Linked DNA regions of Homo sapiens: region 2 is linked to region 1. Evidence: read pairs that join two places in POLR2A ChIA-PET (ENCODE). Cell type or tissue: A673. All regions are shown on one strand. Each heading gives the region's core, and the rest is flanking DNA. Links, peaks and the distances in the headings are about the cores only.

Region 1 (15,899 bases), core at 7,745-10,244:
TCAGGAGTTCGAGACCAGCCTGGGCAACACGGTGAAACCTCATCTCTATTAAAATACAAAAAATTAGCTGGGCGTGGCAGCGTGTGCCTGTAGTCCCAGCTACTCGGGAGGCTGAGACAGAATTTCTTGAACCCAGGAGGCAGAGGTTGCAGTGAGCTGAGGTCGCACCACTGAACTCCAGCCTGGGTGACAGAGCAAGAGTCCATCTTCAAAAAAGGAAAAAAAAAAAAAAAAAGAATATTGATGTAAATATTTGAGGAGAAAATACCTAATTCTTTTGGATTAGTGACACAGCATTTGGAATACATATTTCTATACTGAAAACACCTATATCAACCACACCAAAATGGCTATGCTGTGATTAGAACTCCTTCCCCTAAGGCTCACACAGGTTCCCAGGCCAGTCTCAGCAGGGGCAAGGGATATGCAGATTACCACCTTCCTACTTTTCCCACCCAATGGAAATGTCAATTAAGTCATGTTTCCCGAACTGGGATCCAATAGCCAGATCCCACTATTGGGCTTCTACCTTATGAGCCAAATAGTCATATGTCCAAACACACTCAATATTTAAATGTCTTCAAAGAGTTGAACTAGCCACATACATTTTCTTCCCTCCATCTGGGGATGAGTCCTTTCCCTCACTTCCATTTCTGCTCTTTAATTCTTCGCCAACTACTCCTTTTCCTACAGACACAGCTAATTGACTCGGGTGCTAGTACCATCCTCCCCATTCCACAAGACGTGATGTTTTGCTGCCTTCTTAGGGTGGATCTCCTGAAACGACTGCATTTCCCACAAAGCCCCAGAGAATTTCACTGATGTCTGTGCAGCTACAGAATGGGATGGCCTGGAACAGACCACTTCTAGAAGTAAGAACCAGGTATCTCTGCCTCTTTAGAACTGTGGCTGGTCTATTCAGGACCCTGTTCCAGGGCAGCCAAACAGGTCAAGTTAGTCTTTCCTGGTTAACTCCCCCTCCCCATGGTGCCACATAGAAGACAGAATCATAATCCCTTGCAGCCTAAGTGTGTCTTAGTTGCCTTGGTTCTGGTCTCACAACATTGAAAGATCCCTGAGATAGGATCAGGGAGGTGTCTGTGCTTCAGGAAAAACCTTCAGTAATTGGATCTTAATTCAAACAAGCCAACCAAAGAAGACATCTTTAAAACAATCAGGAAAATTTTAACATGGGCAGTATATTAGATGCTGTTAAGGAAACTACCATGAGTTGTTTTGGGTGTGATAATTACTATTTACTGGTGAAATAAAGGATTTGCTTTAAATAGTCCAGAAAATAAGGGAGGGCAAGAGATAAACAAGATGGGCACAATGATGATAATCATTGGATCTGGGTAAGGAGATGCAGAGATTCATAAAGTTACTCTCTATGTTTTATGTCTTTGAAAGTTTCCATAATAAAAGTTTTGTTTGTGAAAAACATACAGAGACTTTCTACTCCAGGTGAATTTCTACCCTCTCAGTACCAATGAGGAGCCCAGCTCCAGTCGGGAAATGAGACTCCAACATGGGGAGGGAAAACCTGGATCTTCTCCACCTAGAGGAACAAGGGACCAGGAGAGAAGGGACATGGAGCCTGAGGTCCTCTCTCAAAGCTTCCCCTCTCTGGATTCTCAAAGCTGCTGCATATTGACCAATTTTTAGTGGCTGATCCCAGGACTATCAGACCCTAAGTAAAAGTAAGGAGTAGAAATAAGAATGCATAAAGCTGTTAGGAATTATTTTTAACAAATTTACTCTTATTATATCTTGAAATATAGGTGTAATATCATAGATGTATTTAAAGTGAAAGAGTGGTTACTGTTAGGGGAAGCAATAAAACATGCTATCAAGTTCAAATATTAATAAACATATAGGCAACAAAAACTACTATCCACATTAGATTCAACTATTAATATGAAATAGAACCACCATCTGCACTGTCAAACAGAGAATTTTTCACTTTCAGATTATATAGTTACCCAATAAAAAAGCTAGTATATTTTGAGTCCCAATGGAGTTCTCAAGGCATCTAAGCCAAAGTTAAGATTTCCACGAGGTCAGGAGATCGAGACCATCCTGGCTAACATGTTGAAACCCTGTCTCTACTAAAAATACAACAAAAATTAGCCGGGTGTGGTTGGCAGGTGCCTGTAGTCCCAGCTACCGGGAGGCTGAGGCAGAAGAATGGTGTGAACCCGGAAGGTGGAGCTTGTAGTGAGCCCAGATCACGCCACTGCACTCCAGCCTGGGCAACAGAACAAGACTCTGTCTCAAAAAAAAAAAAAAAAAAAAAAAAAGAGATTTCCAGAGGAAAACATTCTTGCAAAATCTCACATCACTTTTTTTAAATAGATAACAAACTTCAGCTTTCTTTCACAGTGCAGTAGACTCACCCTGCACAGTGGATCGTGTGCATGTATATAAATCTTCATCTCTCTCTTGCTGTGAGATGACAGTCCCATTAAGATGCCATCAGCCCCTCTTGTTCAATGGTCACCGAGTCTTTCAATCACCAAATATGTATTAAGTTGCTACACTGTTTCAAGCACTCCCAGAGGCAAAGGCTGCAAGGAAATGGTCTTATTCAGTGATGCAGTGAGGAAAGTAACATTTGAAGAGTTTTTTTTGTTTTGTTTTGTTTTTCCAGTTTACAAAGTACAAAGAACAGAACTCTCTTTTGTCTTGAGGAAGGCTCTGAATCTGTTTCCTCATTTGAAAAAGAAGGATAATACCATCATCTAGCTGAACAGCTGTGGTTTGCTTTTTGTTTCATTTTGTTTTAATTCAAAAGATATTTGTTGAGTAACCGCTTTGTATCAAGCACTGTATTTCTATTGATATCACAGACAATTACTATAACAAGCCAATGAACTGTGATAGCGCCTAGCACCCAGACTGGCAGAGTGGAAGCTTCCTAAAGCCCCATTCCGTTCCCATTCATTTTTTTCATTGGATCTGTCCGGGGACCTCCTCCGAGCCTACTTTCCCAGCCTGCGTCTTTGACAATGATTCAGTCTCTCTTCTACCACTCTGCCTTGGGCCTCACAGCACAGGCCAGCATGGGAAACATCCAATATCCACACAGCATCCTGATGGGCAGGGCTCCCACTCATCTCAGCCCAGCCCTGCCAGCACCTCCCAGACAGGATGGTAGACCAGGGACTGGAGTCACAAGGAGCAACGCAGGTCTGCCGTACTGAATTAAATAGATGAAAACTTCTGTTTCAGATACTGCTGAATTCTTGGGAAACACTTGAATAAGCAATACTTTGTGTTTTCTCACGACGGAGCAGGACTGACCCATAGAAAAGACTCCCTCAGAGCCTGCGGGGGGCTGGGCAGGCTCTGAATGGCAAGGCAGCCTTTCCCACTGGAAACCAAGGCCTTCCCGCTCCCCAGCCATTAGCAACACCAATCCCTTTTTCCCTGTCGCATTGTGTCAGCATTCACTTCTGACCAAGAAACCCCATTAATTTTCTGTGATGTACATCCCAAATGACATCACTTCAGTCCTTTGAAATTCAAAATGCTGGATTAATGAACCACAAACTTCAAGAAATTGGCTGCACAATCCATCACATCTGACTGCAACTTTACCACTACCTCAAATTCCAAAGAGCGGCATAAATTTCCCAGGCTGCTTTTGAAAATGAACACAGAAGCCGGAAACAGCAGCCCACACTGCGTTCATCGTTTCTACAAATGTTGTGTCTTCTGTGTGCTGGAAATTAAATGGTCCCATTCTCCACCTGGTATTTTATTGATATAAATTTAACCTGTTCAAATGTTGTATTAAATTCTAGTCTTTTCCAGAATAATCTGCATTTAATTCCTCATTCCACCAATCTATTGAAAATCTCCCTCTTGGCAGCCTTTCAGAAAAGCTATATGAATTACAAACTCTTTGAAATTTTGTTGAAGTATTAAGAACACTACTTACCCACATATTCAACTGAGGCCCTTTTAATTCCATTCCATTTCCCCAAACTCCTTTATATAATGTCAGAGCCACAAAAACCAGACTCAGTGACTGGGCACAGCCATTCACCTTTCCTTCAGAAGTGAAAATGGCATTAACATTCGCAAATGAAAAAATATAGATCAAACTAATTACCTCCTTTTTTCCCCAAAGTAAAAGACGATCTAACACCATTCTTTTGGACATAATGCCATTTATTTCACATAAGGGGGATTTTGTGTGCTCAGAAAAGATGGTATTTAATACGTGTGAATCAAAATCCAGATTAGCTAATTAACTGATGTCTGAGAATGAGATGAAGAATCAACATGCTATGAAAATTGTCAAAAGCACAGAAGAAATGTCACACCAGGTGAGACTAGTCCATGGGGTCCAGAGTTTTCTCTGCCAGTGAAACAGATTTTTTTTTTTTTTTTTTTTTTGACATGGAGTTTTGCTCTTGTTGCCCAGGCTGGAGTGCAATGGCACGATCTTGACTCACTGCAACCTCTGCTTCTGGGTTCAAGCAATTCTCCTGCCTCAGCCTCCCAGGTAGCTGAGATTACAGGTGCCCATAACTACGCCCAGCTAATTTTTGTATTTTTAGTAGAGATGGGGTTTCACCATGTTGGCCAGTCTGGTCTTGAACTCCTCACCTCAAGTGATCCACTCACCTCGGCCTTCCAAAGTGCTGGGATTACAGGCATGAGCCACCATGCCCGGTCCTGTTTTTTTTTCCAAAAGCACAGTAGAATAAAACTTTGGTTAGTTGAAATCACCAGAAAATGAATCATCGTCAGATAGCCAAGTTTTCCAGATAGCTGAAGGTAATTTCTTTAAATCACAAAAATGTTTTATTTAGCTTAAATGTTTCTCTGCCCTCATAGAATGCATTTATCCAACACTGGTCATTCAGTCATCACTATGAGCATCAAAAATTATTTACCGAAGGCCTAAGGACTTGGTGAATTGTAGTGGGTTATTTGCCCCTTCATTAAATTGCCCCAAACTGTTGTCCTGGATGTACCTGTCAGTGACATCTGGCTTAGTTCAATATTTCCCGACTCTCAGGTAGATTCCAGAAGGCTCATTTTTGGAAAGGTGATGTTGGGGTGGACTACCAAGGTGTCACCTTTAATGATGAAGGATTTACCTCACCCAGATCCCCAACCCTCAGTAAGAATTGGCTAAGATATTCATCATGTAGAATTTATCCAATCTAGTGGTTCCAATTTTTTTTTTTTTGGTAGAAGCAGGCAAATGAAGAGGTCATTTCTCGAATAGTCATGGTCACCTACAAGATGTGATAGTGAAACCCAGTCCTAACTGATCCAGTCTTTAGTTACAGAGGAGGAAGAGCAGAAAATTAGATTCTTAAGAGTTTCCTGGCTGTGGCAGTCAAGTGCCTCATAGAAAAATCTAGAGAACTATAGAAAAAAATAAGCCATAGAAAAAGTCCAGGCTAACAGAGGGAATGGGAAACATCAATATCACTGAAGGGTTTCCAGGTAATACTTCAAGATAAACCAATTCATTAATTTAACTACTGCAGTAACATCTCTTTCTGGTTTGTAAAATGTTTTAAGAGTACCAACTTCCAAACGTTCATACCTGTACGTCAATGTATATAAGTTTTCTAGAAACTTGAAGCCATTTAAAGTAATTAGAAGCTTTTTATTTTTCCTATTTCATGTGTAAGTCTTTTCAAAATGGACCACATGGTTTCTCGCCTACTTAGACAGGAGTTGAAGAGTCTCAACCACTCTTCTCTCAGTGTCCACGAGTACTTGACCATGGAGAAACTGGTCAACATTCCTTGTGATTTCTCCCCAGCTGAGCCACTTTGGGAACATGTATTAATGTTTCTTTACTTGAAAGATACAGAACATAACAGTACCTACCTCATAAGGTTGCTGTGATCATCAAATTAGATCAAGTAACTAGACAAGCATGTTATATTCACAAAGAGGAAGATTCTTGACATCCATATCAACTTATTCTGGATTCTGTGCCTTATTTCTTGCTTTTGCTTCTCAATTTTCTTCTGTGTTCTGCCTGAACATGTAGCTGTCATCCATCCCTTTTCATGTTTTCAGATATCTTTTTTTTTTTTTTTTTTTTGGAGGTGGGGAGACGGAGTCTCACTCTATCGCCAGGTTAGAGTTCAGTGGCACAATCTTGGCTCACTGCAACCTCCACCTCCCAGGTTCAAGTGATTCTCCTGCCTCAGCCTCCCAAATAGCTAAGGCTACAGGTGTGTGCCTCCATGCTCAGCTAATTTTTGTATTTTTAGTAGAGATGGTGTTTCACCATGTTGGCCAGGATGGTCTCCATCTCGACCTCATGATCCACCTGCTTTGGCCTCCCAAAGTGCTGGTTGTTTCTTATTTTCTACAGGTTGTCAAAATGAACTGAAGGCTCTTAAACTTCTGTGTAAAACAAGATAAAGTAGGTCCTGAATTGAGGTCTCCTCTCTGGCCTAAAACCCCTCATGAGATTTGATGGTGGTTATTTCTGATACTCAGTGGTCTTCTCTCATTACTCAATGGTAGTGATTTCCAGGAGTGTGACCCTTGATATGTGATAGAGGACTATGTCTCATGTCATTATCTCAAAATCATTCCTCATGTTATCAGTTTTATCCAAGGATTAGGACCTGGAATAAATGGACATTTATGAAACAATTTTCAAAATGTTGAGGTTAAAGAAAGTACGCAACTTCATTTACAAAGTATTTTGTTTTTGTTTTTTGAGACAGAGTCTCACTCTGTCACTCAGGCTGGAGTGCAATAGTGTGATCATAGCTCACTGCAACCTCTGCCTCCCAGGTTCAAGCAATTCTCCTGCCTCAGCCTTGAGTAGCCAGGACTACAGGTGCACGCCACCACACCTGGCTAATTTTTGTATTTTTAATAGAGACAGGGTTTCACCATATTGGCCAGGCTGGTCTCAACTCCTGACCTCAGGCGATCCACCTGCCTTGGCCTCCCAAAGTGCTGGGATTACAGGCGTGAGCCACTGTGCCCGGCCTTACAAACTATTTTTTATTTAAATACTTGAATCCAGTCAAGCCTCTAGCCCTAATTCTTTGTATAGAGGGGACGAGAAACTATAGTAGATAAAAAATGGATTAACCAAACACAATGTGGTAACTGTAAAATCTTTTTTTTTTTTTTTTTTTTTTTTTTTTTTTTTGAGACAGAGTCTAGCTCTGTCGCCCAGGCCGGACTGCGGACTGCAGTGGCGCAATCTCGGCTCACTGCAAGCTCCGCTTCCCGGGTTCACGCCATTCTCCTGCCTCAGCCTCCCCAGTAGCTGGGACTACAGGCGCCCGCCACCGCGCCCGGCTAATTTTTTTTTTGTATTTTTAGTAGAGACGGGGTTTCACCTTGTTAGCCAGGATGGTCTCGATCTCCTGACCTCATGATCCACCCGCCTCGGCCTCCCAAAGTGCTGGGATTACAGGCGTGAGCCACCGCGCCCGGCCAACTGTAAAATCTTATGTGAAGAATCTCATCAAAAGAACACGACTTTAAGAACCCATGGAGCATTCAGCATGGAAGAGGCCTCCTATGATATTAAGAAACAATGGCTAATTGTGTTGTGGTGATAAGGTTGTGGTTTTTTTAGTCTATCTATTGGAGGTACATACAGATTTATTCACAGGTGAATGACACAATGTTTGAAATTTCCTTTATGGTACTTCAGCCAAAAAAAAAAAAAAAAAGTGGACACCTGAAGTCCCAGCTACTCTGGAGACTGGGAGGCCGAGACAGGAGAATGGCATGAACCCAGGAGGCGGAGCTTGCAGTGAGCCGAGATGGCGCCACTACACCCCAGCCTCGGTGACAGAGCGAGACTCTGTCTCAAAAACAAAAAAGTGTGTGTGTGTTGGGGGTGGGGAGGCAGTGATGTGTGTTAAGGGAAGTAAACAAAAACAGCAGAATATTGATTTGAAGCTGGCGTAGGGTACCTAGGTTTTATCATACTATTCTGTTTAGTAAGGTTAAAATGTTTCCAAATTAGTCTTCAAATTTATAGATCGATTCATTTTTGGAACATGATGCCATCTAACACATTAGAGGCACCATGCTCCCGGGGATGGAAGGCTAACCGAAATCTCAGTCAGTCAAGACATCCATCAGTACTCATTGAACACCTACTGTGCACCCAGCCAGGAAGCTCTGAAAGGTCAAGCTCATTAGCAACCATTCCCAATGCAGCCTTTGACACTTGAATGCATTTATTTCCATTTAATCAATTTTGCAAAATCGTGGTCACAATGAGATTCTCATTTAGGGTTAGCGTAGGTTGAGAGACAAAGTCAATGGGTCATTTTTACCTTGTAGCAAATCAAGTATTTTTAATATATAACAATGAGTAAATGTGGCATCAATTATTAACAAAGTGAATAGAAATTGATACAATGAAACAGCTCCCCTATCTCAGTCTTCTCTGGCTTCAGTTCCTTTGCTCTTTCAAATTTGTTAAGCACTGCTAACACTATTTTTGGAATCCCTCATTAATTCCAAATAAAAGAGTCTTGGTTCTTTAATAGATTGGTTCTAGCAAAAGCAGCATGTACCTGGAAATCAGGAGGCACGACTCCTGCCCGAGACTCTGCCAGCAATACAACGTGTGACTTAGGAGAGTCGCTTCTCTGCTCTGAGTCTCAGTTTCCCCACATAGGAAATAGGGCCAATTGTACCTGGCACACGTCTTACAGGGGTTATACAAAATTATGCCTGCCCCCATATTATAGGGATCAAGCAAAAATACACAAGACAGGTGGGAAATAATGTTTAATAACTTAAGAGATGGGAACTGAGTAAATTCAAGATACCCATTGTCCTGAGTTCAAGCCTTCCTGGTCTTCATGAAGCAAAACTATTGTCCTAACAGAAATCCTTGTCGAGTCGCCTTCACGTTTCACTTGGAAGCTGGAGATCTGTCCATTCGCCCTTGTACCATGAAGTGTGGATACAGTGGCAGAATGCCCTAGAGGATCCAGGAGTTATACAGGAATTATCTCATCTGCAGTTAACCCCAGAGATGGCTGAGCAGTATGATGCCACCGTGTTCAACCATATTCAACTTATTCTTCAACTCCCCCGCGGGTGACTGCGGCTCACTGCAGCACGGTAAGTAGGAGGAGACTGCCTCGCTCAGCAGGGCACATCTGAGTCTCCAGCAGCGGCTTTTTTATGAGTTCCCCTTGGCAGCACTTCTCTAGGACTCCTTTACTGTGTAACAGATGCAACTGCTGCAAAATATCAGAACCAGATCCACCCTAAGTAAATGGGAGTGGCGTGCGTGTTCAAGCAAGAGACACAAGCAGTTACCCTGTGACCAATCTCCATAGACAAAGAAATTCTCCATAGACATAAACCCAGTGATGCAGATAAGGAAAGAAGACAAGGAAATGAATTTCATCTCTAACAGGATCATTAAAACCTTGAAAGTGGCACCTAGGAGAATTGGGAGGCTGTTCAGGGTAAAGGTGAATGGTGGTCCTCCCAATAGTGTTGAGGAGTGCAGTGGCCAGGAACCACCTCTAATGACTTTCCCTAGAAAACTCAAGCCCTAACAGAACAATAGGTAGGAAGGTGACCTCAGACTTTCCAGTAGATGGGTCTGGAATCAGAGGCAATGCCTTTGAGCTCACATCTATTGGTCACCCCTGCCTTGAGTTGAGCTCTGGTTTGCCCACCCATAGGGCCACCCTTTCCCCTCCCTCTCCCACCACTCAGCCCCTACTCGACCTTCCAGCTTCCTCATTCCTCCTTTCCCAGGCATCCTCACAGACTGAGGCCACTGTGATCTGAGAACGTTTCATGACTCTGATTTTTTATTATTTCTAATAAATAAAAGCAAATCTTTACCCCCTCTGCTGGCCCCTTCTACTCTCATTCTGAGTTAGACTTAGAAAATCACAAAGCTAGCGGCTGAGTGCGGTGGTTCACACCTGTAATCCCAGCATTTTGGGAGGCCAAGGTGGGTAGATCACATATGATCAGGAGCTCGAGACCAGCCTGGCCAACACGGCAAAACCCTGTATCGACTAAAAATACAAAAATTTCCCGAGCATGATGGTACATGCCTGTAATCCCAGCTACTCGGGAGGCTGAGACAAGAATCGCTTGAACCCAGGAGGCAGAGGTTGCAGTGAGCTAAGATTGTGCCACTGCACTGCAGCCTTGGCGACAGAGTGAAACCCTGTCTCAATAAATAAATAAATAAATTTTTAGGAGACCACATGGTCCATTTGTGTCCCTTGGTTCTGGTTTGCTCAGATCTTGGGCAAATAATTCACTGCCCCTACCTAAGTGTTACTAATTCCATTTGTTAATAACTCCAAATGTTTCTGTTTAGCTTCTCTCCCTGGATTTGGGGTACACAATGAGCAGAATTGAAAATACCTCAGTGACAGCTGCGATCTGGACATTTGGAGAACTCGAGGCTCCACACTGCAAGATGGGGTGATAGATGGGCCCTGAAAATAGAACCCATCTGATGACCTGGAATGAAATGCCAGTAGCAGCCGACACTTCCCCATCCCACTTACATGGCACATGCCGGGCTCCTGCGTGGAACAGACCGAACTGTACCGTCAAACAGGCAGATATTAATTGGAGGCAGTTTTCTGCATGGACAAGTCTGGCATCCACTTCTGTCCAGACACCCAAATGCGTATCACGTAGCAGAGACCCAAGGCGAGATTTTGACCCTTAGGCAGATAGCCAATGAAAGGCTTATCCAATGCAAAGTATGGAGCCACAGGATGCTGCAGAAGGCAGGTCCAGAGCCTCCCCTCAGGCTCCAGCTCACACCCCAGCACTCACCCATCCACCCCTCATTTTAGCATGAGAATCAGTAGCTGTCAGAGTTAATTACAGAGGGGGCTCAGGAGGCTGCTCCCACTGTGGCCTTTTCTCCCTTCTTTTTACATGTTGGGAGGGGCTTAGAAAACGATTTTTTGCTACATCAGTCCCAAAATAGATATTCTCTATATAAGTTATCATTTTTACCACAGCAAGATGCTAAACAACATTTTTCCCTTTTACATGTGTTTTTGAAGTTGTTCTCCTAAGATAAAACGCCCCTGGGAAAAGGTTTCCCCATCGCATGCCACAGAGAGCAGAGGACAGCCAGTGAAAGTGCCCGTTGCTGAGTCTTCACCAGGCCACAGTGAATCACGGATGGCAAATAAACACGCAGACCAAGCTGCAGAGCCAGCTCCCTTTCAGGTTTCTCTGAGGGTAGCTTCTGTAGTCCTGAGCTTCTGACTGGCCATTCCCAAACTCACCGTTGAATTGGGGGATGCAGGCACCGCCTGGCCTAGAGGCGGAGAGAGACAGCACAGCCAGCCAAATCCCAAAGCTCAAGACTCCTCGGGAGTCCGAATGCCTGACAGGATGAAGCCTCGGCATAGCAACAGGCACAGAGGTGAGGCCCGGGAAGAACAATTTTACCAAGCTTTGGGTGATCTCTATGAGAAATGCTATGCTATCATCTAATCAGCGCTAACATTTAACTGCTCCAAAAACATTGTGCAAGTATTTTATCTGGGTGCTGTGGAGAAGACACAGAGGCAGGAACAACCACTGTGGAAGGGGTTCACATTCAGCTGGCCAAGGAAAAAGACCCATGATTAGCGAGAAACCAATTCCAAACCATGCAGTCCTATAAGGTCATTGGGAGGTCAGTGTATACCAGATTCGAAAAAGCTGCAGGAGTTCAAGGCTGCTGTGAGCTTTGATTGCGCCACTGCACTCCAGGCTGGGTGATAAAGTGAGACCCATCTGAGAGAGAGACAGAGAGAGAGAGACAGAGAGAGAGACAGAGACACACACAGAGACAGAGACACACAGAGACAGAGAGAGACAGAGACAGAGAGACAGAGACAGAGAGAGAGACAGAGAGAGACACACAGAGACAGAGAGAGACACACAGAGACAGAGACAGAGAAAGAGACACACACACAGAGACAGGGACAGAGAGAGACACACACACAGGTACAGAGAGGAGGGACAGAGAGAGGGACAGAGATAGAGAGAGAGAGACACAGAGAAAGAGACAGAGAGAGAGAGAGAAAGAGACAGAGACAGAGACAGAAAGAGACAGAGACAAAGAGACAGAGAGACAGAGACAGAGAAAGAGAAAGAGACAGAGAGAGAAAGAGACAGAGAGAGAAAGAGACAGAGACACAAAGAGACAGAGACAGAGCGAGAGAAAGAGACAGAGAGAGAGACACACAGAGAGACAGACACAGAGACACACAGAGAGAGAGACAGAGAGAGAGACAGAGAGAGACAGAGAGAGAGACAGAGAGAGAGAGACAGAGAGACAGAGAGACAGAGAGAGAGACACAGAGAGAGACACAGAGAGAGACACAGAGAGAGACACAGAGAGAGAGACACACACAGAGACAGAGAGAGAGACACACAGAGACAGAGAGAGACAGAGACAGAGAGAGAGACACACACACGGAGACAGAGACACACACACACAGAGACAGAGAGAGACACACACACACAGAGACAGAGAGAGAGACACACAGAGACAGAGAGACACACAGAGACAGAGAGAGAAACACACACAGAGACACACACACAGAGACAGAGACACACACACAGACAGAGACACACAGAGAGAGACACACAGAAACAGAGACACACACACAGAGACAGAGAGAGAGAGACACACAGGGACAGAGACAGAGAGAGACACACACAGGAAAAGAGACAGAGACACACACAGGGACAGAGACACACACACACAGGGACAGAGAGAGAGAAAGAGAGAAAGAGAGAGAGAGAGAGAAAGAAAGAGAGAGAAAGAGAGAGAAAGAGAGAGAGAGAGAAAGAAAGAGAGAAAGAGAGAGAGAGAGAAAGAGAGAGAGAGAAAGAGAGAGAGAAAGAGAGAGAGAAAGAGAGAGAGAAAGAGAGAGAGAAAGAGAGAGAGAGAAAGAGAGAGAGAGAAAGAGAAAGAGAGAGAGAAAGAGAGAGAAAGAGAGAGAAAGAGAGAGAAAGAGAGAGAGAAAGAGAGAGAGAAAGAGAGAGAGAGAGAGAAAGAGAGAGAGAGACAAAAAAAGCAAAAAGAGAAAAAAAAGAAAAAGAAAAAGAGAAAAACAACTGAAGGAATGTTTGAGCTAGACTTTATTCAGAGATAACATTTATTTAGGTACTACTACATGCCAGACCGTAAGCTAATATTATCTCCATTTTACAAATGAGTAAAAGACACTTCAAAATGTTCAGTCATCAAGGGTTAGCTATGCATCACCCAGACCTATTTGCTGCTAATGCCTGTTTCCTAATTGCTGTTTTATTATTCAGCTTCTCCCAATATCAGTCATCCTGCAAGAGACAGAGAGAAGAAGGGGCAGAGGGAACAAAGGATGGACTAGAGCCAAGAGTTAAAGGTAGAAGAGAGGGAGAGACATGTAGAGATGTTGTGCTATTGTCATCAAAAAGCAAGCATTGGCCGGGTGCGGTGGCTCACACCTGTAATCCCACACTTTGGGAGGTGAAGCAGGTGGATCACCTGAGGTCAGGAGTCTGAGACCAGCCTGGCCAACATGGTGAGACCCTGTCTACTAAAAATACAAAGATCAGGCAGGTGTGGTGGCACACACCTGTAATCCCAGCTACTTGGGAGGCTGAGGCAGGAGAATCACTTGAACCCCAGAGGCAGAGGTTACAGTGAGCAGAGATCACACCGCTGCACTCCAGCCTGAGCAACAGAGCCAGACTCCATTTAAACAACAACAACAACAAAAAAAAACCCAAGCATTTTCTTCCTCAATAAAATAGCTTTCATGTGTCACAAACAGCAATATTGTATTTAAATGATACATAGGGCACATGTGGAGAGCATTTAAGCAGAAGAATCATAGTTCTTCATGTTCTGCTAGTTGCATGATTTCATATTACCTAGAGAGAAGCTGAGGCATCAAACTAGTCACTTGCTCAAGGCCACCGTGAGATAAAGGCAAAAGTGGAAGAGAAATCATGTCTGTGCCTGGTGGGTGCCATCTTCACCATGCTGTACACTGCTGAAGTTTTCCAACAAAGGAAGCATCAGGATGCAATCGACAGTTTAGGAAGCTTAGTAGAGGGGCAGAGAAAAGGGCAAAAGGAGTTCAGAGAGGGTGCCAGGGGATAGACTCCTGCAAGAAGGTGTGGGCAGGCTCCAGACTTCACTGCAACCAGGAGTTTTAGTAGAAAGCAGCAGCAAAGAGGAGGGAACCATGATATAACCTGAAGACTAGTCATATCGATCAAGAGAAGAATTAAAGGGAAATCTGTGTTCTGGAAGAGAGACACAATGGTGTGCTATTGACCTTCCTGACTCAGGGTCTATGGCCCAGGTGTTGAACTCCAAGTTCAACATCTGACCACCAGGAGCAGAAGCCCCTGCTCCCTCACTGCCTCTGAATCAGTCCATGGACACAGATCAGGACACTAAATTGGCGGTTCTCAACCTTTTTCTTTCACAGCAATAACCCTGATGTTTGTTATTTGTCTGCAGCGCAGCGCACACTCTCAAATTTTGATGAGACTCAACATTTTTTGGTGAAAAATAAAGTGCTTTACACTGTTTAATTGTCACAGCTATTGATGGAAGTCTTTTGCTGTGGGAAATGGCATGTGTAAGATCATCCCTGTTGTTCCCCAAGAGCTCTCTGTAACCCTGACTCTTTCTCCTAGTTAAGAAAGCACATCAAAAGCAAGTGAGTATTGGCCAAGCATGGTTGTTCACGCCTGTAATCCCAGCATTTTGAAAGGCCGAGCAGGTGCATCACTTGGGGCTAGGAGTTCAAGACCAACCTGGCCAACGTGGCAAAACTCAGAATCTACTAAAAATACACAAATTAGCCAGGCATGGTGGCATGCACCTGTAGTCCAAGCTACTTGGGAGACTGAGGCAGGAGAATCACTTGAGCCCTGGAGGCAGAGGTTGCAGTGAGCTGAGATTGCGCCACTGCATACCAGCCTAGGTGACAGAGCAAGTGAATATGTTTTCCTAGAGAAATCATCTTGATCTACCAGTGTACCAAAAAATCATAAGCACTGATTCTTTTATTGTTATAATGAATTACTTGTGAGTTTCCCTCTACAGTGTCAAGGCACTGTGTCCCAGGGAAGTCAACTAGACCTGTCCACTTGGAGATTCTTAATTTCTAAGCCATGCTGTCAATTACTGACCATGAGGGTTCAGAAGCCTCACTGGACACTACTCTGACCTGTCATTTTCTGACTTCCCACCTGCCAACAGACAGATCCCTGATGCTGTCCTCTCAACACCACCCCCGGCATGCTGGATGTTACATGGACCTCCTTCCTGATCAGAATCACCGAGTTCTTCAGTCCACTCATTTGACCTCCCTGATGCTCAACTGCTCCACACATTCCACCTTGGACAGGGATTGTGCAGTGGAAAATTTTTACGATGTGCCATTTATTATTCAGTATCATTAATGAAATGACAAGGAGAAGTAGTGAATGGTGAAAGAAAGACACAAGGACAAAGAAGCTAAAGCTACAAAATGACTATCGGGAGTGCAGGGGAGAGAAGACAAGCACCAGAGCCTACAGAAGAATGTACACACAGACTGCTTCTCTCCCCTCCTCCCACCCTCTCAGGGGTCACCCTCACACATTGCACTCATGTCCCGCCCATTACAATGTCTCATGTGGACCCCAGTGTGCCATATTTTTCTCTTCCAAACATTTCTGCTCCCACTTTACCTCCCTGACAAAAAATGACTACGTGAATGACACATAACTCAATTCCTTTTGTCCAAACACATCTTACCCCCTTTCACAAGGCTTTCCACTAACGAACAGCCTGACAGCCCCCCAGTGCTACTCCTGTCCAGTAGCCCCAGGCTTTTTCAGAAGCAACACAGAGACATGGGATCCCAAGTAAGAAG
Region 2 (15,899 bases), core at 7,722-10,221, 51 kb after region 1:
GTGGAATGATCAAATCAGGCCAATTAACATATTCAGGATCACTAATTTAATTAGTGGCAAACCCAAGCAGTGGCTCTAGTTCTTCCCAGGGTAGAGTGGGAACTGTCAGAACTAACATTCAGGAATGAATCTTAATGGGGAAAATAAATTTTAACTATCAGAATTCTAATGAGAAAACAAGCATGGCTTAAATATGCCTGAGGTTTGAGTGTGTAGTAATCTAGAGTCAAATTACCTTGATGCAGATGAACTCAGGGCATCCTAAAAATTGCAGACCCAAGATGTACAGGGAAGTCCCAGTGCAAAACAGCTCCCAACCCTCTGCCCTGTCTCTACATTTATCTCCTTTTTTTTGCTTGTTTGTTTGTTTTTTTGAGGTGGAGTTTCACTTTTGTCACACAGGCTGCAGTGCAGTGGCGCGATCTTGGCTCACTGCAAACTCCACCTCCCAGTTTCAAGCGATTCTCCTGCCTCAGCCTTCCAAACAGCTGGGATTACAGGTGCCCACTGCCACACCCAGCTAAATTTTGTATTTTTAGTAGAGATGGGGTTTCACCACGTTGGCCAAGCTGGTCTCAAACTCCTGACCTCACGCGATCCACCTGCCTCAGCCTCCCAAAGTTCTGGGATTACAGGCGTGAGCCACCATGCCTAGACTTCTACATTTATTTCTGTGTGCTGCCTCTGCTGTGTCAGAAGTTAAGTGGCTAAAGAAACAGTTAAATTCTTACCTTAGAACAAGGAAGGAGAGAAGCCTTCCCTGACAACCAAATAAATATAAAATGATCTCTCCCTTTCCTAATGACAATAAGTTAAATTTTTTTTAAAGTTTGGGGGTTAATTTGAATATGCAAACTTTCTAGGGATGTGGAAAGAATAGTCAAAATGTCTACTTGTTAATATTTCATTTATTCACTGATGTGTGAACTGTTCTGCAGTAACATAATTTGAATTTTTTACATCATGTATTATTACAAGTGCCCATGTCCATCTGCCATTCATGACTTCTTTTATAGCCACTTACATGTGGGGTTGATGGTGTCTTTCTTGGTTCCCAGCTTCCTAACTGGAAGAAATGTAAGGTATAAGGGTAAAAAAGGCAAGACCCAGGATAGATTCATGCAATTTGCCAAAATTATTTGTTTCTATTTTTCTTAATTTTTCAGAATCAAGAATTTGAAAAAAAATTACACCATCAACATTGTATTAGTCCGTTCTCACAGTGGTATAAAGAAATACCTGAGACTGGGTAATTTATAAAGAAAAGAGGTTAAATTGGCTCACAGTGCTGCAGGCTGTACAGGAAGCATAGCAGCTTCTGCTTCTGGGGAAGCCTCAGAAAACTTTCTTTCTTTTTTTTTTTTTTTTAAATGTGAAAATTAGCATTTATTTAAAGGATATCTAAATATGGAAAATACACTATATAGACTGAAGGAGACAAAGACATTGTTAATGGTTAAACAATGTCCTCTCCATTCCAACCTAACTTCGGTCTACTGAGCAAGTAGAAGACTGTGAGAAATAAAACAATTACAGAAAATTAAGACATTTCTTTTTGTCACCTCAGTGACAGTGTGTAAATTTCCAAACCAATTCCACACAATTGCACTAAAATATAAATACTAACTTATCCTTTCAATGGATACTTTTTTCTTTGAGTTCCTCCAACAGAGTCCCTTTCCTTGTAAGTTTTGAAAAGGTTGTCAACATTCCTTCATCACAATTCAGCAAAACACTAGCTGCTATGTCATGCTCGGGTATCAACAGCGGAACTTCTTTGCACTCTCCCTCCTTCTCTCTTCTGAATAACAGGAAGGGTAAGAGTCAGCAGCACACATTGGATTTAGAACTGAAAGTATCTTTGGTTCCCTGCTAAGACTTAACTATCTCCTAGGAACCACATCATCTTTTCTTTTTTTTTTTTTTTTTACTTCAATCATGGCGGAAGGCAAAGGAGGAGAGAGCGTGAGTTGTCTCACATGGTAGGAGCAGAAGCAAGAGAGGAAAGAGGGAGGTGCTACATACTTTTAAATGACCAGATCTCGTGAGAATTCACTCATTATCATGACAACAGCATCTGAAGAATGATGCTAAACCATTCATGAGAAATCTGCCCCCATGATCCAATCACCTCCCACCAGGCCCCACCTCCAACACTGAGGATTACTATCCGACATGAGATTTCAGCAGGGACACAGATCTAAACCATATCAAGCATTATATATAATTTTAGAGATGCCAGGTTTCAACAATTGTTGGGAAAATTTTGTATTTCAATAATCTTGTTTCTGGAGAAATGTTTTTATTTTCAATTATCTCATCACTTTAAAATAATAAAATCGGCCGGGCACAGTGGCTCACACCTGTAATCCCGGCACTTTGGGAGACTGAGGCGGGTGGATCACCTGAAGTCAGGAGTTCGAGACCAGCCTGGCCAACATGGTGAAACTCCATCTCTACTAAAAATGCAAAAATTAGCTGGGCATGGTGGCGCATGCCTGTAGTCCCAGCTACTGGGGAGGCTAAGGCAGGAGAATTGCTTGAACCTGGGAGGCAGAGGTTGTAGTGAGTCAAGATCATCCCATTGCACTCCAGCCTGGGTGACAACAGCGAAACTCTGTCTCAAAAATAAATAAATAAAATAAAATCTTGGCCAGGCACGATGGCTCATGCTGTAATCCCAACACTTCGGGAGGCCGAGGCGGGCAGATTACCTGAGGTCAGGAGTTCGAGACCAGCCTCACCAACATGGTGAAACCCCATCTCTATTAAATACAAAAAATTAGCCAGGTGTGGTGTTGCATGCCTGTAATCCGAGTTAAGGCAGAAGAATCGCTCAAACTCGGGAGGCGGAGGTTGCGGTGAGCCGAGATCGCGCCACTGCACTCCAGCCTGGGCAAAAAGAGCGAAACTCCATCTCAAAAAAAAAAAAAAGAACTAGATGTATGGGCATTTGTAATATTTTCCATCATCACATCCCTAGAACATCCATAGTTCAAGCAACCCCAGCTCCCTGCAGGCTGAGCTCCTGCAGTAATATCCTGCACAAAAGCAAATCCAGCCTGCAGCCCAGCCCCAGGATCCCTGCTTGCCTCGGAGCCCTGCTTCCTAACCTCATGCATTAGAGAACATTAGAGTCCAAGCGGCAAGGTGGTTTGTTACTGCATTGGGAGGAGTGATTTCTCCTCTCTCGTTCCTTATTGCCGTGCTCAGTATGATAATATTTCCTTGATTTTCTCTCTATCTCTTTGACAGTTGCATATCAATGGTCCCTTCTGCACAGAGCAGACTTTTCTGAACACTCAAAAACTCCTTCATACACACAAACACACACACACACACCCCAGAGGACAAGGCCAATTCTGCCCATAAATTTGTCAACTTGTTGCCGTAGAGACAGACTCCGGGTACCCCAAATGTGGATCATCAGTGCCACCTAGTGGAACATTGATTATCCTGCATCCTCCAAATCCCAAGACTTCGGATGGGAGACAATGGTTAGGTTTTTTGTTCGTTTTGCTTTTTTGTTTTGTTTTTGGTAGCTATCTGGAGCTCTCTTTCAATGTTCTAGGGATCTGCCCACCAGAATCTACTTCAACCAACTTCCTCCAGGCTGGTTCCTTCCCACCCGCAAAAATAGATCACATAGGGCACTGGCAGCCCATCTCACGTTCGGGACGCTTGGCTTCACTACCTCATGCTTACTTCTTTTTTTTTTTTTTTTTTTTTTTTTTTGGCGGGGGGCTCTGTCGCCCAGGCTGGAGTGTAGTGGCGCGATCTCGGCTCACTGCAAGCTCCGCCTCCCGGGTTCAAGCCATTCTCCTGCCTCAGCTTCCCGAGTAGCTGGGACTACAGGCGCCCGCCATCACGCCCAGCTAATTTTTTGTATTTTTAATAGAGACGGGGTTTCACCGTGTTAGCCAGGATGGTCTCGATCTCCTGACCTCGTGATCCGGCCGCTTCGGCCTCCCAAAGTGCTGGGATTACAGGCGTGAGCCACCGCGCCCAGCCACCTCATGCTTACTTCAAAAAAACGCCGGAATGGCTAGGTCCCTTGATTGTCACATATAACAACAAAGACAAACCAACACCTGATCCATGGGAGAGTAAGATTCCTGAGGATTAAAAATAAATGAAGTCCTCCTTTATCATTTTATTCATTTGTCTGGCCTGTGTGGCTTCTATGGCTTCTAGCTCACACATTTGAGTGTGCAACAAGTCAATTTTCTTTATTTTCTTTTTTTCTTTTTTTTTTTTTTTCTTTTTTTTTGAGATGGAGTATCGCTCTTGTTGCCCAGGCTGGAGTGCAATGGTGCAGTCTTGGCTCACTGCAACCTCCGCCTCCCAGGTTCAAATGATTCTCCTGCCTCAGCCTCCCAAGTAGGTGGGATTACAGGTGCCCGCCATCACGCCCAACTAATTTTTTATTTTTAGTAGAGATGGGGTTTCACTATGTTGGCCAGGCTGGTCTGGCACTCCTGACCTCAGGTGATCCACTCACCTCAGCCTTCCAAAGTGCTGGGATTACAGGCGTGAGCTACCGCGCCCGGCCCAATTTTCTTTATTTTCTATACAGAGCTTACCCATTGCACTGGGTAGCAGAAGCTAATATCAATAAATGCAGGGTCTCCCACCCTCACTTTATCCAAGTTCCAGAGGACATAGAGGGTGTTGAGTCTGGGCAGGGTGGGTCGGGAGCATCTTATCCTCAGAGTGTTATCAATCCACACTCCATCCACTAACAAGGCCCCCTCCCTACTCATTTCAAGCCATGACCCTGGGGAAGAGCGCTGCTAGGTCCACCTGGTCGAGCCCTGGAGTGTCTGCAGGCCAAAGCCACCCCCTGCTGCTCTGCCCTGCCAACCTTCTTGAACAATGGCTGCCAGGTGGTGCCAGTGAAAGAGGGAGACCCTTGGTGAATATTTCCAATTATAATCTGTCAACCAAGATTTATCACACTTAGGGGCATGACCACACTTTGGGGCTTGTGGTACATAAAAATGAGAATGCAAACTCCTTTCTTACAATCAGAGACTCCTTGGGAGACAAACTAGTCAACCAAATACAGAAATCTTCCCAGCAATTGTTTCAAGGGAGGCACAGGCCCACAAGCCCTTCATCGAAACACTCGGGCCAGATGAGTTTGGGGATTCTGAATTTGTCGGATTTTAGGAACTATCTAGGATGTCACCCATAATCTATCACATCCATATTTCTGCAGCAAAATGTACCAGCAGTAAAGTGAAATAAAGACAGGCAACAGCCTCATGCTGGCTCAGGCAGGATTTGCCACCAAATGAGTTTTAGCACCAAAAAGAAAAAACTTTCAGTTTTCACAACTTTTTGGAGTTCAGAATTACAGATAAGTGTTTGCAGACCTGTATGTACAATGCAGAGAAGGGACCTGTCAGTTGGCCCAAAGACGTCAGGAGGCTTCAGAGAGGAGGTCGTGTTTGAGCTGAGATCTGACAGTGAGAGCTGGTGGGGAGACCAAGCACAGGAATCAGGTGAGAACTAGCAGAGTATGAGGGTGGGGGCAGCCTCCCCTAATTCGTTGTGCTTGGAACTATTAAGCCAGACTCTTCACTCTTGTTGGCATTCCCAAGTTGGCCTCAAAACCACCCTGTTGCAGGAAGCCTGCTGGAAGCCTTCTCTGACTACCCACCCTCTCCTATGTATATTGCATTGACATTCCAAAAAAGTCCTGTGGGTTTTCTTTCAGGCCACTACAGATATAAAATTCCTTGAGTACAGGTACAAAAACAGACACATAACACATATTCAGTGGAACAGAATAGAGAACCCAGAAATAAAACTGTGCACCTTCTTTCAAAAGAAGACATACATGTGGCCAATAATCATAGGAAAAAAAGCTCAACATCACTGATCATTAAAGAAATGCAAATCAAAACCACAATGAGATGCCATCTCACACCAGTCAGAATGGGTATTATTAAAAAGTCAAAAAATAACAGGTGCTGGTGAGATTGTGGAGAAAAAGGAATGCTTATCCATTGTTGGTGGGAGTGTAAATTTGTTCAGCCATTGTGGAAGACAGTGTGACGGCTCCTCAAAGACCTAAAGACAGAAATACCACTGGACCCAGAAATCCCATTACTGGGTATATACCCAAAAGAATATAAATAATTCTATTATAAAAATAAATAAAATGTGGTACATATACACTATGGAATGCGACGTAGCCATAAAAAAAGAACAAGATCATGTCCTTTGCAGGGACCTGGATGGAGCTGGAGGCCATTATCCTCAGCCAACTAACACAGGAACAGAAAACCAAACACTGCATGTTCTCACTTATAAAATGGGAGCTAAATGAAGAAAACACATGGACACATAGAGGGGAACAACACACACTGGGGCCTTTCAGAGGGTGGAGGGTGGGAGGAGGGAGAAGATCAGGAAAAATAACTAATGGGTACTAGGTTTAATATCTGGGTGATGAAATAATCTGTACAACAAACCCCCATGACATAAGTTTACCTATGCAACGAACCTGCACTTGTACCTCTGAACTTAAAATAAAAGTAAAAATAAATAAATAAATAAATAAATAAATGCAGACTATGGCTGGGCTCGGTGGCTCACGCCTGTAATCCCATCACTTTGGGAGGCCAAGGCAGGTGGATCACAAGGTCAGGAGTTCGAGACCAGCCTGGCCAACATAGTGAAACCCCGTCTCTACTAAAAATACAAAAACTTAGCCGGGCGTGGTGGTGGGTGCCTGTGATCCCAGCTACTCTGGAGGCTGAGGCAGAAGAATCACTTGAACCCGGGAGGCGGAGCTTACAGTGAGCCGAGATCATGCCATTGCACTCCAGCCTGGGTGACAGTGAGAGACTCCATCTCAAATAAATAAATAAATAAATGCAAAATAAAAAAGCTAAATGAGAAGATATAAATAAATAAATAAAATAGAATTCCTTCAGTACAAACAGGACCTTCCCTCTGTTGTATCTTTCCTACTCTATACTTATCCCTATTTGAGGATTCTCAATAGCAGCCATTCCCTTCCCCATACAACCATAACCACCTCAGCACCTGACAGTAACAACAGCAACACGTTCTTAGAGTTTCTTGTCTTGGGGGAATGAGGGTGACATTAGTCCTGGGGGAGAAAAGGAAGGGGGGAAATCTCTAGGGGTTGTGTGCACTCACTTGTGTGTTTCATCTCCTTACCCCCGACTCACAGAACAAAGAGACAGAATCTTTTTCTGTACGTTAATTCTTGAATCAGTGGAGTTTCCAATGCAGTGATGTAAATATTCAGGCAATAAACAAGGAGCAGATGGAATGGCCTTCACAGTTATTTTCATGTCTCTGTCAAAATATTTACTTTGTACATAAATCTCTTTTAAAATACATTAATTTGGCATTGCATGCAAACATTTCCATGAATATTAATCAATCACCCCCAAATTACTAAATGTAGCTTCCATTTCAGCATTTCATCAGCACTTACCAAGGATGGTTGGGCTGGGCAGGGAGTGGTGGCTCATGTCTGTAATGCAGATCACTTGAGTCAGGAGTTCAAGACCAGCCTGGCCAACATGGAGAAACCCCGTCTCTACTAAAAATACAAAAGTTACCTGGTTGTGGTGGCCCATGCCTGTAACTCCAGCTACTCGAGGGGCTGACGCAGGAGAATCGCTTGAATCTGGGAGGTGGAAGATGCAGTAAGCTGAGATTGTGCCACTGTGCTCCAGCCTGGGCGACGGAGTGAGACCTTGTCCCCAAAAATCCAGAATATAAGACCCAAAAAGGCCTTGCCTAAACAAAGGGATGGGCGTCCCCCGGACACCGGTTCAGGGACAGGGATGGGGGAAGAGGAGGGGCCCAGGAGGGCTTCACCCTCTGTCCGGGTGCAGGCCAACACCTGCTCTTGCCCACCCAGCCCTCAGGGAAATCAGCCTGCCACACCACCCGCTGTGTTGTGAATAGATGCTAAGGCAATTCAGAGAGCTGGGAGGAGGCTAGCGGAGAGGGGATATTTCTGGAATGTGTCTATTCTCTAGGGCTACAGTAAATCAGCCTGAACTCCTTAGAACTCTATTTGCTGCACATCACGTGAATGCAAATCCGTATGATTGGTTCAGAGTTTGTTCAGCATGGATCTCCTCTCCATTTTTGAAGACATGCACAGCACAAAACCAAATATATATTTGATACACTGAAAGCATGTGGTAGATTTTAATGGAAATGGTTACCCCTTGGCAAAGAAACAAAGTATGGAGGAGGTCGGTCAGTCTGCAACACTGCCCTCACCACCACCCCAACAGGGGAAGGACTCCTTGGAGGCATCCACTCCACTCCACTCCATAGTCTGCCAGAGGGACTCGGCTGTGACCTACAGTGAGCACCAAGGACCGCCACCTGGTGCTACTAGCAAAGGTTTGGAGAAGGAAGTTCAAGCTCTCTGAATTCCCTTCAGTTCAGCAAGCCCTCTTAAGAACCTACTTCAGCCGGGCGCGGTGGCTCACGCCTGTAATTCCAGCACTTTGGGAGGCCAAGGCAGGTGGATCACCTGAAGTCAGGAGTTCAAGACTAGCCTGGCCAACATGATGAAACCCCATCTCTACTAAAAATACAAAAATTAGCCAAGTATGGTGGCAGGTGCCCCAAATCCCAGCTGCTCGGGAGGATGAGGCAAGAGAATCGCTTGAACCCAGAGACAGAGGTTGCAGTGAGCTGAGATTGTGCCATTGTACTCCAGCCTGGGTGACAGAGCAAGACTCTGTCTCAAAAAAAAAAAAAAAAGAACCTACTTCATGCTCAGCCTTGTGCTAAGCAGGGAGGATGAAAAATAAAGTTCTGGCTTGGCCATGATGGCAGAATAGTTTTGGTAGGCAGGATAACGACCCTCAAACATATCCACATCCTAACATCCCAAACCTGTGCATGTGTTATCTTATATGGCAAAAGATTTTTGTAGATGTGATTAAATTAAGGATCCTGGGATAAGGAAGGTCATTCTGGATCATCCTAGTGGGCCCAGTGAATCAAAATAGTTGTCCAGGGTGGCAGGAGTTCATGGGCTGAGTAAGGTGTGCTGTATTTGTAACAAAGGGATTAACGAAACTGAGCACATCAACAATGATCGAATGTGCAAATACCAGAAATTAAAGACACTACAAATTCCTGTCCTATCTTGGAACATTTTGTGGCTTGAATTGCCAGATGGGAGTTAATGACTTATAATTAATGGAAGGTCAAATCAACTGACTTGTATAATCAACAAACTTACAAACTCCCATTTTACCATGTTGAGGCAGTTTGGTGTGTTAGAAAGAGCCAGGGGTCTGGATCACCTGGTAATTTACTATGTGCATTTTGGCAAATCACTTAAATTCACTAGATCTCTGTTTGCTCATGTGTAAAATGAGAATAATGCCACCTCATCAACCTGAGTAAATTACCTGGCCCTGAGCCCAACAATAGGGACCTATTATTGAAGATCTGTGTTAATATGGCAATAATGATAGGGTCTATGCAATACTAAAGTGTCTGACTGAAAAAAGAATAATTAAGATAACCCTTATAATACATTAGCCACCACAATATCAATGGTGTCCCTATGTGGAAACATTCATAGATCTGGTGATAAGATATGTACGACAGCTATTGCAAATGACTGTGAGTAAGACTTAGAAAGGGCACGGAAGGGACAGGTACCCCTCAGACACCAGTGCCCCGGGATGATAAAGAATCAAACACAAGGCATCCATGGGGTCACTTTACAGGTAATGCATCTTTAAGAGAAGAGATCTAGGTCTGAACAGCTGAGCTGACATTCTGGGTATCCTGCACCCACCATGGCAAAATTTCAAAGCTTCTTGCAAAAAAAAAAAAAAAATTATTAGACATCCAGACTCCCCTTTTGTTTCCCACCTTTTTGTACTCTTCATGTAGTAGACAGCCTGATCCCAGGTGGGAAATTATCTTTGAACTCTCACTTTTCCATGCTATCACTTTCCCATATTATCACAATAACTCAGGAGTCTGTATTCAGTGGGGGTGTAAGTGGATTAGATGGAGAAAGAGAGACTTGGAGCAGAAAGAAGACAGAATGTGATGCTCAAGTGTTGGAATAAAATTCCTCTTTACAGTTACTCTAAGGAGCTGTTTCTATGCATTTCCAGTAAGCTTAATGATCAGTTTCCACAGCATCAATCATGTTGAGAAGCTTCATTATAAAACAGCCAAAGCATTATTCATAGTCACTCTGATGATAATATGATCATATTATGGGAATAATATTAAAGCACAGAAAAATAAGAAAAATGGGTAAGGATTGGGTTGGAAAGGTACTACTCTGGGAAATATAGAGCTAGTTATCATCTGGAGCACCCATCACAGGCTTTACATGTTTAGAAAGAATCGCAAGATTTCAAGTCTGCTTGTAGAGAAATACTCAGTGTCACATTTTACAACCCAGTGTGCTCCTTTAATAAAACACATTATTTAATATTGTATCTCAACGTGATTCATTCTACTATGAGTAGTTAATATTCTTCCCAGGTGCTGAAGAACCAGAAAGTCTGGAGCTGAAAATTCGAGGGTCAGGCCAGTTTAATCCCCTTTTGTTCTCAAATCAGTGATAAATAGATTACCAGAAATATTCTCAGGGACTGAGACAGACAGGCTGGACGACATAGAGAATTTATTTCAAATCCAGCTTCTGTGAATCCAGATGTCCATTCATCTCCTATGCAAAATGCTGCCGGAATCATCTGCTGACTTGTAAATGTCCATTTCCAGTCATAGAGCTCTCCCACATTAGCTTTGGGATCATGACCCAGGGAGCTGTTTAAATATCAGTCCAGCAACCTGCACTGTTAAGCTTTTTTTTTTTCCTAATCTTTTGAATTTTATTAAGACTTATTTTATCACCCAGCATATGGTCTAACTTGGTAAATATTCCAGGTGCATTTGAAAAGAATGTGTATTCTGTTCTTGGGTATAATCTCCTATAAATGGCAATTAGGTCCAGGTAACTGATAGTATTTACATATTCTATATTCTTACTGATGCCTTTGTCTAATTGTTCTATTAATTACTGAAAAAGGGATGTTAAAAATATTCAACCAGGATCGTTGACTTGCCTAGTTGTCCCTTTAATCTTCTCAGTTTGTGTTTCATACATTTGGAAGTTCTGTCATTGGTCACATATGCATATAGAAGGGGTGTATGTTCCTGCTGATTTGGTTCTTTTATTATTATAAAATAATCTGTATTGTATCTCATAATACTCCTTGCCTTGAGGTCTATTTTGTCTAATATTGTTATAATCACACCAGCTTTCTTATACTTACTATTTTCATGGTATGTACTTTTCCATTCTTTTACTTTTAAACTATCTGTGTCTTTACATTAGAAGGGTGTCCTTATAGGCACACTTTATAGAGCATAAAGACGGGAATTGCTTTTTTATTCAGCCTGATAATCTCTGTCTTTTAATTGTTATGTTTTGTCCTTTTACATTTAATGCAAATGTTGATATGTTGGTCTATCATTTTATTATTTGTTTTCTATTTGTCCTATCTCTTTTTTGTTCCTCTGTTCCTTCTTTTCTACTGTCCTTTGGGTTAATCAAACTTTTTTAGTATTCTATTTTAACTCCTCTATTGGCTTTTGAGTCACTTGCGACATTATCGTTTCATTAACCTCGCCTAGTCCTTTCTACCACTATTGTCATTATGGTACATCTACATACATTATAAACGCCACTGATTTGAGAAATTGTATTCAGCAATTAATATATAAATAATACATAAAATAATATATGAGTCGTTTGAGTTCCTTATATTCTGATTATTAATTTGTTGTCAGATGAACAATTTGAAAATATATTCTCCCATTTTTGTAGGTTGTCTCTTCACTTTCCTGATTGTTTTCTTTGCGTTTGTGCAGAAGCTTTTATGTTTGATGTGATCCCATTTGTCCATCTTTGCTTTGGTTTCCTGTGTTTGTGAGGTCTTACTCAAGAAATCTTTACCCAGACCAATGTCCTGGAGCATTTCCCCAATGTTTTTGCCTAATAGTTTCATAGTTTCAGGTCTTACATTTAAGTCTTTAATCCATTCTGATTTGATTTTTGTAAATAGTGAGAGATCAAGATCTAGTTCCAGTGTTCTGTATATGGATACCCAGTTTTCCCAGCACCATTTATTGAACAGACTGTCCTTTCCCCAATGAGTGTTCTTGGCACCTTTGGCAAAAATTCTACCTTCCAATACCAGATGAAGAGAGAGGAAAGTAGAAGGAGGAGAAAGAAAAAGAAAGGAAAGGAAGAAAAGAGAGGCAAACCAATGAGTTCAATTGGCCAATTCACACAGTGGCTTCTGTACCATCACTCTGAACACTGTCCCAGCGTAGCCCAAAGCCCCCTTGCCTCCTTCCAGCTAAGACCCTTGCTGGCCCAGATCTGTACAATCAAGAGTAGTGTTCTACACTGGAACTTCAAGTTATTCTTCCTAGTTCATAGGCACAAACTCTGCCTAAAGCACAGGACATGCCTGGATCCCCAACCACAGCCACATTCAGAGCCGGCTCCGTGTCTTCTCACAAATCCAAGGGTCACCATCTCACCTTCCCTCACAGTGAGTTTGTACTCCAAGGCCCTTGGCGTCCTTTCCTCTCATAGGGCCTTGCTCAGGACCAAGTGTTCTATACTCCTACAGGTTTCCTGATCTTTTAATTCCAGACAGGGGTTGGAATATCAGTCCTTTTCCTTCCACAAGGCCTCTAGGCTTCTAATGCAAGTCGATGCATTCTCCAACTCCCGCCACCTCCCCCAGCCACATCCCCTTGCACTTGGAGGGGAGAAGCAGCCTTGAAGAGCCAGATAAAGCATCCTGTTAGCCTCTGTTCCCAGGAAAGGATTATCTACCGTTCCTCCCCTTGCATATTGATAGGAGCTACCCAAGTGGCTCTTCAGGAAACAAAAGAGCCCATCTCATAGTGACTTTTAATATCTGGCCAGACATTGAAGATACTGGGACAGCTTTTAAAATCCAGCTTCACAGAGTACTCAAATATACAAATATCTGCTTGCACATTGAAAGCTGGCAGAATATGCCACATCAACATATGCTGCTCTGGCGTAAGGATTATTTTGAGCTATAGGCACTTTAAAAAATACATGAAAGAAGGGCATTCTGACCCTTCCCTTTCTCTTCCTGAAAGAAGGAGATAACACCTCCTTACAGAAGAGGTCCTCCCTGTGCCAGAAGGAACGTTTGTTCTTATTATCAAAGATGGGAAGTTGAGACCAAGAGAATCCTATAAAAGTAAGTCTTGTTAAAATTTGTATCTTTCTTGAGCCTCCTCATATACTTTTTTTTTTTTTTTTTTTTGAGTCAGAGTCTCTCTCTTCTCTGTCACCCAAGCTGGAGTGCAGTGGCACAATCTCGGCTCACTGAAACCTCTGCCTCCTAGGTTCAAGCAATTCTCCCGCCTCAGCCTACTGAGTAGCTGGGATTACAGGCACCCGTCACCATGCCCAACTAATTTTTGGTATTTATAGTAGACACGGAGTTTCACCATGTTGGCCAGGCTGGTCTTGAACTCCTGTCTTCAGGTGATCCGCCCGCCTCAGCCTCCCAAAGTGCTGGGATTACAGGTGTTAGCCCCACACCCAGTCAGCCCCCTCACATACTTTAGTTACTTTTCCACAATTGCCTGCCTTTGTTCAACTTAATATAAGAGCATTTAGGTTTTGTCACTTATTTGGGTATTCATTTTCTCATGAGAGCTCCCATGTCACATGAAATTTATATTAAGTAAATTTGTTTGCTTTTCTCCTGTAAATCTGCCTTATGTCAGTTTAATCCTCAGGCCCAGCCACAACACCATAAGAGGGTATAGGTAAAAAATTTTGCCTCCCTTATGCTGTCTTCTCTGTTCCTTGATGGTGAGGATATTGGGACTGACCGAGGGTTTGAAACCCCAGTGGCTGAAACAACACTGACACAGAGGAAATGTGCCATAAATGTTTGAGAATGGATGAACAGATGAATGAACTAACTGCTGAGTTAAACCCAGGCTGGGCTGACAAGAGGCAGTAGAAACAGCCTGCAGGGAGCAGAGAAAACACCTGTACATTTCCCTACACACTCCTCACTTAAGAGTGGAAACGGGGGTCTTATGGAGTCCCATTCCGTTCCAGGCCACCGGCAGAGTCGTGTTTGCTAGTGCACAGGGCCACTGTATGTTCACTCTCTGTGTACATCCACCAGACCTCCTCTTCTGCCCCTTCCTTCCAAGAGGCTAGATGCAGAAGTGGGCCAGTGTCTTCCCCAAGATCCACCATCTTGTGAGCCAGTGTCTTCCCCAAGAGTCAACATCTTGTGAGCCAGTGTCTTCCCCAAGAGCTGCCATCCTGTAAGTGAGCCAGTGTCTTCCCCAAGAGCCACCATCTTGTGAGCCAGTGTCTTCCCCAAGAGCTGCCATCTTGTAAGTGAGCCAGTGTCTTCCCCAAGAGCCAACATCTTGTGAGCCAGTGTCTTCCCCAAGAGCTGCCATCTTGTAAGTGAGGCAGTGTCTTCCCCAAGAGCCACCATCTTGTGAGCCAGTGCCTTCCTCAAGAGCTGCCATCTTTGCCTCCACGCCATCCCTCATGGAGAGACAAAATACTGGAGCAGGAAACTCTGCCTCCCAGGTTTCCTGTCACAGCAGATGCTGCAGAAACATCCTAAAGTATCCCTGTTGCATCTGATGACCAAGTCAGAGCTGGATGTGTCATCCTGCCCTTCATCCATCATGAATCTGAAGTGGTTTTGGTTACTCTGATGATGCAAGTGTGAATTTCCTTCATGAGACCTGAGTCTGCCATCCCTGAGAGCTGGAGCTGAGCCTCCAGATGTGAAAAAGAAGAGCAATGGCTCCTGTTGATTCTGGGGGAGGGGGGTGGGATAGCATGCCTCCCCCATGCAGCACCTGCTCCAGCCCCTGGCACGAGGAAGGTGCTCAGCAAGGGCGAGTTGCTGCCCTTACCATCTTAGACTCACATAAAGAGCACATGCGGCCGGGCGCGGTGGCTCACGCCTGTAATCCCAGCACTTTGGGAGTCCGAGGCGGGTGGATCATGAGGTCAGGAGATCGAGACCATCCTGGCTAACAAGGTGAAACCCCATCTCTACTAAAAATACAAAAAATTAGCCGGGCGCGGTGGCGGGCGCCTGTAGTCCCAGCTACTCGGGAGGCTGAGGCAGGAGAATGGCGTGAACCCGGGAAGCGGAGCTTGCAGTGAGCCGAGATTGTGCCACTGCAGTCCGCAGTCCGGCCTGGGCGACAGAGCGAGACTCCGTCCCAAAAAAAAAAAAAAAAAAAAAAAAAAAGAGCACATGCACCTATAAAATGGCCCAAAAACTGAGACTCACAAAAGTTAAATATTACTCAAGATTACACAGCCAGAGAGCCTTTCTCCACAGGGCTAGTGAGGCTTGGAGCATCCTACTCCAATTTGCCTTACTTGAATTTTGACCTACCTGAGATTGTATAATGTCTTAAAAATCTGATTTTTTAAGAGGAGGGACAGTGTTCTGTGACCCATCTATCTCCAGATAGCTCAGATGGTGAACTAATTCAGCCAACCCCCTATCTCCTAACTAATACCCACACTGAAACAACTCAATAATAAAAACACGAATAGCTCCATTAGAAAATGGACAAAGCAGGCCAAGCGCAGTGGCTCACACCTGTAATTCCAGCACTTTGGGAGGCCTAGGTGAGTAGATCACTCGAAGCCAGGAGTTCAAGACCAGCCTGGCCAACATGGTGAAACTCCGTCTCTACTAAAAATACAAAAATTAGCCGGGCAAGGTTGCACATGTCTGTAATCCCAGCTACTTGGGAGGCTGAGGCAGGAGAATTGCTTGAAC

Evidence for each region. ChIA-PET counts read pairs that join two places held together with the same protein. Peaks named below come from ENCODE experiments on the same cell type or tissue, not always from the same donor. Only the 100,000 strongest peaks of a DNase experiment are listed, where the experiment ranks them.
Region 2: POLR2A ChIA-PET joins it to region 1 with 8 read pairs; 3 of 35 experiments call an interaction of 5 or more read pairs at or near these places.

Annotation. Positions count from the first base shown.
Region 1 is chr15:85,893,428-85,909,326 of GRCh38, reverse strand. It overlaps LOC105370953 (a long non-coding RNA gene), which reads right to left and starts at 10,493. Exons shown (of 2, transcript XR_001751742.2): 1 at 10,381-10,493; 2 at 8,187-9,224. In A673, for the core only: no CTCF peak of the experiment used is centred there; a DNase peak (open chromatin) is centred at 9,136.
Region 2 is chr15:85,842,072-85,857,970 of GRCh38, reverse strand. No RefSeq gene overlaps it. Among named protein-coding and RNA genes, the nearest start is that of MIR548AP, 24 kb to the right of the region's middle. In A673, for the core only: no CTCF peak of the experiment used is centred there; no DNase peak of the experiment used is centred there; H3K27me3 peaks cover 1,409 bases.